Regions from separate parts of the Homo sapiens genome. Here region 1 is linked to region 2. A link is a loop called in an ENCODE intact Hi-C map of the cell type or tissue named here. Cell type or tissue: endothelial cell of umbilical vein. All regions are shown on one strand. Links, peaks and the distances in the headings refer to the core of each region. The heading gives the core; the rest is flanking DNA. Region 1 has its middle 22 kb from the start of TAF8. Region 2 holds the start of CCND3 (cyclin D3).

Evidence for each region. A loop is a pair of places that touch in the nucleus more often than their neighbours do. Peaks named below come from ENCODE experiments on the same cell type or tissue, not always from the same donor. Only the 100,000 strongest peaks of a DNase experiment are listed, where the experiment ranks them.
Region 1: it touches region 2 in a loop (3-fold over the local background); 14 of 110 quality-filtered maps call a loop at or near these places.

What each region holds. Positions count from the first base shown.
Region 1 is chr6:42,027,142-42,030,009 of GRCh38, reverse strand. It overlaps a transcript of CCND3 not described here. Among named protein-coding and RNA genes, the nearest start is that of TAF8, 22 kb to the left of the region's middle. RefSeq lists enhancers at 1,336-1,385, 1,125-1,419, 1,165-1,459, 1,446-1,505, 1,746-1,805. In endothelial cell of umbilical vein, for the core only: no CTCF peak of the experiment used is centred there; a DNase peak (open chromatin) is centred at 1,299; H3K27ac peaks cover 997 bases.
Region 2 is chr6:41,940,569-41,943,471 of GRCh38, reverse strand. It overlaps CCND3 (cyclin D3), which reads left to right and starts at 1,664. Exons shown (of 5, transcript NM_001760.5): 1 at 1,664-2,020; 2 at 2,887-2,903. The coding sequence starts at 1,823. RefSeq lists a silencer at 1,516-1,965 and enhancers at 1,482-2,433, 2,476-2,605. In endothelial cell of umbilical vein, for the core only: no CTCF peak of the experiment used is centred there; DNase peaks (open chromatin) are centred at 1,301, 1,551 and 1,861; H3K4me3 peaks cover 1,646 bases; H3K27ac peaks cover 1,406 bases.

The DNA.
Region 1 (2,868 bases), core at 1-2,500, 87 kb before region 2:
GGTGAGTGTTTGCCTCAGGTACATTGGACATCTTTGCCCTTGGTGGGAGAATGGTTGAAATAGGGAGGCATGGTGCATTCCAGAGGCTGCCCATTGTCCTGGCTGTCTGCAGGGAGGGCACCCCCATCCATCCCCAGTGCCCAGTGAGAGGAATTTTTTTTTTTTTTTTTTTGAGACAGAGTTTCACTCTTGTCGCCCAGGCTGGAGTGCAATGTTGTGATCTTGACTCACTGCAACCTCCACCTCCGAGGTTCAAGTGATTCTCTTGCCTCAGCCTCCCAAGTAGCTGGGATTACAGGCATGCACCATCATGCCTGGCTAATTTTGTATTTTCAGTACAGATGGGGTTTCACCAAGTTGGTCAGGCTGGTCTCAAACTCCTGACCTCAGGTGATCTGCTCATCTCGGCCTCCCAAAGTGCTGGGATTACAGGCATGAACCACTGTGCCCGGCCCCAGTGAGAGTATGTGTGGGGGTCTCACTGCCCTCTTAGTCTCTAATTGCTGGCAACCTGGCATGGTGCCACATCACTGTATTTAAATCCCTCCTTTGAGGCTCCCAAGGCCGTCTAATGTCCCACATCTTTAACAAACTACTGGACAGGTGTCCCCTTCTATAGCCACTGCCAGCCAGCAGACTCAATAAATATATGTTAATAATAGCCAGGACTAGCTACATAGTTTGCAGAGCCCTTGTTCAAAAACTATTAAGAATTTCAAGGCTGCGTGCAGTGGCTCATGCCTGTAATCCCAACACTTTAGGAGGCAAAGGCGGGAGGATCTCTTCAGGCCAGGAACTCGAGACCAGCCTGGGCAACATAGTGAGACCCTGTCTCTAAAAAATAATAAAAAAAAAAAAAATTAAAAAATAAAATAGCTGGTGGTGCCTGCTTGTATTCCTAGCTACTCAGCAGGCTGAGGTGAGACAATCACTTGAACTCAGGAGTTCGAGGCTGCAGTGAGCTATGATCATGCCACTGCAATCCTACAGTCTTGGCAACAGAGTGAGACCCTGTCTCTTAGGAAAAAAAAAAAAAAACCGTTTCAAGGTGGTGGTGACAGAGCATTAACCAAGTTTGGGACCCGTCCTGAGCATGGGACCCTGTGTGGCTGCACAGGTCACAAACCTATTTGGCCTTGAAAATAGCGAACACGAACGTGTATTGAACACTTGCTGTGTGCCAGACATTGTGCTGGGCTGGGTGCTTACCACGCATAATCTCATTCCTTCTTCTCAACAGCCCTGTTATCCCTACTGTGCAGATAAGGAAACTGAAGCTTTAGCTGAGTCATCTCCCTTGCTGAGGTCATCCCGCTCCTAAGTGCTAGAGCTGGGAACGGAACCCAGCTCATCTGTCTTTGGAGCCTGAGCTCTTTACCCATGCCTGTGGACAGCTTCAGCCTTCAGTGGCAGGGAGGCTGCTGGCGGAGGGCAGCTGCTTCCCTTGCCACCTTCTGCCATATCATGAGCAGGAAGGAAGATGAGGCAAGAAATAGCAGCCGACAGTGTGGCAACGGTGACCGTGGTGGTAAGGGTGTCCAACCCGGCAGAGGCGATGGGCAGACAAAAATGAGATGGGCACAGGAATTGTCTGAGCTGGAGGCAGCTGATAGATAGCACAGCTGTGCTCTCCACACCTCGCCCAGCATGGCCATCGCCGAACCCACTCCTCTCTCTCCCCTGATGTCACCTCCAGCTCTGCCTCTCTCTTCCTCTTTATGGCCACAGTTTCCTCTCCCCAGCTCTCTCTTCCACTCCTTCCCTGGCCACCCTCCACCAGGGAGGTCATCAGGTCTCCTCTCCAGCTGTGTCCTCCGTATTCCCATGCTTAGCATCATAGTAAGAGCAGCCACGATTTAGTGAGCACCTACCACATGCTAGGCACAGTGCTAGGGACTTTACAAGTTTGTAATCTTCTCTCCACAAACCTGTAAGCAATTTTTACCCCCATTTCATAACGGGCGGCCGGGCGTGGTGTCTCACGCCTGTAATCCCAGCACTTTGGGAGGCCAAGGTGGGCGGATCACCTGAGGTCGGGAGTTTGAGACCAGCCTGACCAACGTGGAAAAACCCCGTCTCTACTAAAAGTACAAAATTAGCCGGGTGTGGTGGCAGGAGCCTGTAATCCCAGCTACTTGGGAGGCTGAGGCAGGAGAATTGCTTGAACCCAGGAGGCGGAGGTTGCCGTGAGCTGAGATTGAGCCATTGCCCTCCAGCCTGGACAACAAGAGCAAAACTCTTGTCTCAAAAACAAACAAACAAACAAACAAAAAAAACTGAGGCTTAGAGAGGCTAAGAGATCTGTCCAGGGTTACACAGCTGGTGAGCAGTGAGGAGGAGATTTGGGCTCTGGTGTTAAGCCCACACACTTTCTGCCCTCCTTACCACCTTCCCCATGGGTTGGGTTGGCCTGAGTACAGTGGTTTCCTGAGCAGGGAAGGAGATACGCAATTGAGAAATGGTCAGTTCGAGGGAGGAATAAATTGGGTATGGTGAGAGAGACATTCACCTCCAACCTCATTTGGCATTAGGTGGGGGTGGAGTCGGGTGTCTTTTTTTTTTTTTTTTTTGAGATGGAGCCTCGCTCTCTCACTCAGGCTGGAGTGCAGTGGCGCGATCTCGGCTCGCTGCAAGCTCTGCCTCCCGCGTTCACGCCATTCTCCTGCCTCAGCCTACCGAGTAGCTGGGACTATAGGCGCCTGCCACCAAGCCTGCCTAATTTTTTTGTATTTTTAGTAGAGATGGGGTTTCACCGTGTTAGCCAGGATGGTCTCGATCCCCTGACCTCGTGATCTGCCCGTCTCGGCCTCCCAAAGTGCTGGGATTACAGGCATGAGCCACCGCGCCCGGCCTAGTGGTGTCTTAACC
Region 2 (2,903 bases), core at 253-2,752:
ATATTATGTCCCTATTACAAATTATGTCCTAGAATATTTAATAGCATGGAAAAGTGTTAACAGTATTTTTTTAATGAAAAAAGCTTACAAAACAGTTTGTGATGATTCCATTTAAAATGTGTGTTTATTCATAGAACAAAGATTAGAAAAATAAACATTGATATATTAAAGGGTTATTTCATGGCAAATTGCAAATGATTATTTCCTTTTTTTGTGGCTTATTTGTATTTTTGAAGTTTTCTACAATGTAAAAGAATATTTTATGATATGAAAACTACAATACAATTTATAATATAAGAAAGAATAATTCGGCCGGGAACGGTGGCTCACGCCTGTAATCCCAGCACTTTTGGAGGCCGAGACCGGCGGATCACGAGGTCAGGGGTTCAAGACTAGCCTGGCCAACATAGTGAAACCCCATCTCTACGAAAAATACAAAAATTAGTCAGGCATGGTGGTGCGTGCCTGTAGTCCCAGCTACTCGGGAATTGCTTGAACCCGGGAGGTGGAGGTTGCAGTGAGCCCAGATCGCACCACTGCACTCCAGCTTGAGCAACAGAGTGAGACTTCGTCTCAAAAAAAAAAAAAAAAAAAAAAAAGAATAATTAACAGAAAATGGTTAGACACTTCCTTAGTGTCTCCTAAGTCAGGAGGACCCCAGTAGGGCAGGGATCCTCATGGCCTCCTCCCATTTGGAGCATTATTGGAGGTCTTTTTCGGCCTCTTCGTCAAGTGGAATCTAGCTTCCGGTAAAACTACAAAGTAACCAAAAGTTTGGGAGGTGGAAGAAATGCAACCGGTAGATCTCACAGAGTCTGTGCAAGAAACTGATTCAATGAGAATCTAGTTTCTCCGTCCACAGTTTCTCCAAACAGAAACTAAGGCCGACTTTAGGGGCTTGTCCAAACCTAGGCAAGCAACTTAACAAGGTGAGGCCATGACTCCATGGCCTTTCCGTTCTGTTATATGCTGACTTAGACTAAAGCTCTCATACTTTAAAGTGCACAGAAATCTAGTTAAAATGCAGATTCTGATTCAGGTTAGGGGTGGGCCTGAGAGTCTGCATTTCTAACCAGCTCCCAGGCGATGACCACGCACGGGACAGGTCTGGGATCACAGTTTAACTAGCAATGGTGTAGAACACAGAATCTGCAGCAAGAAGGCCAGCTTCCCAATCCTAGCTCTGCCACGGACCAACTGAATGACAGTTGCCTCGGTTTCCGAGTTTTCGTGAAGATGTAGTGAGTCATTACATCGTGAGGCTTTCGAGCAGCGTTCACTAAGAACTAGCTCTGACATTATTTATCGCATTCCTTAGAGCAAGCAGCCGGTGAAGTAGGGTTTGACGAATGAATAAGTGAATGAATGACCTTTGGAGAAAAATTGTTTCCTGGGTGACTAGAGTCCGAGAAGCAAAATGGGAGGGCCCGTGGGTGGGTAGGAGGCCCACCTCCTAGAAAGTTCTCTGCACCCGGTGGTCCAGAGGGCCTGGAGTGCCCGGAAGCCGGCCGGCTTGCGCTCAGCGGCCCAATGGGGCCGCGGGAGGGAGGGGAGAGCGCTCAGCCAACCCTTTCCGTCCGGGGCGCCGCAGCCCCGCCCCTCGGAGCGTTGCGACGTCCGAGCATTCCACGGTTGCTACATCGTCGCGAGGGGCGGGGCGCCTGTCAGGGAAGCGGCGCGCGCGCGCGGGCGGCGGGCGGGCTGGGGATCCGCCGCGCAGTGCCAGCGCCAGCGCCAGACCCGCGCCCCGCGCTCTCCGGCCCGTCGCCTGCCTTGGGACTCGCGAGCCCGCACTCCCGCCCTGCCTGTTCGCTGCCCGAGTATGGAGCTGCTGTGTTGCGAAGGCACCCGGCACGCGCCCCGGGCCGGGCCGGACCCGCGGCTGCTGGGGGACCAGCGTGTCCTGCAGAGCCTGCTCCGCCTGGAGGAGCGCTACGTACCCCGCGCCTCCTACTTCCAGTGCGTGCAGCGGGAGATCAAGCCGCACATGCGGAAGATGCTGGCTTACTGGATGCTGGAGGTACCGCCCGGACGCGTCCCCCTCCCCCACCGCTCCCGGGTCTGGACACACCGGGGCCGCCCTGTCGGGACATCCCGGTCCCCACAGCAATCTGCAGGATGCTCCGAGGCTAAGACTCCCGGGGCCTGGCCTTTCACTAGGGCACCCACGCCAGCTGCCTCCCTTGCTTTCCCGAGCCCTAATCGGCTCCTCCCGACAGTGACTGCCAGTCACTTGGCACCCTAACTGTGCCTCTCTTCGGGCCGAGCAAACGGGACCAAGGACACTCTCTCCCCTTCGGCTTCTCACAGCGTCTCCCGCTTCCCTCCGCCTCCCGGCCTTCTCCGGAGAGCGCGCCTGGAAAACCCTGGGCTCGGCCGCCCCCGCCCGGGAGCCGGTTCCTGTGTCTTTCGCGGGGTTCTGGCGGGGAAGGCGATGGGGGTGGCGCGCGCCCTGTTCCGGCCGACAGGGAAATGAAAAGTGCAGGAGGCAGCGGCAGGAGCCTCCTCCCTTCCCCTCGGGTGTGTGCAGTGGTGGCGGTGATGGGGGTGAGGTCCCAGCTCTCTGGCTACCATGGGTGACCCTTGCGTCCCACTTCCCCTCGCTGTGGGGGAGGGGAGTCTCCGTTTGGAATCCTCCGTGAGCAAGGGCTCCTTGGCTTTACCACTCCCCCGTCAAGGGGAGAGGGGAGGAGGCCGCGCAGAGGAAGTGGGGGGCGTCACCTTGGGGAGGGCGCATCCTCCTCCTTTATTGGTCCTTGTCTCTCTAAGTAGCTTACCCTCTCTGCCGTTTTTGCTCCCTATCCCACCTCACTTCAGCGCTCCCACCCCCCCGCTGCTGTGTTCCCCACGCTCCAGACCCAGCAGTGACTGTGCGCCCTCCCCCAGGTATGTGAGGAGCAGCG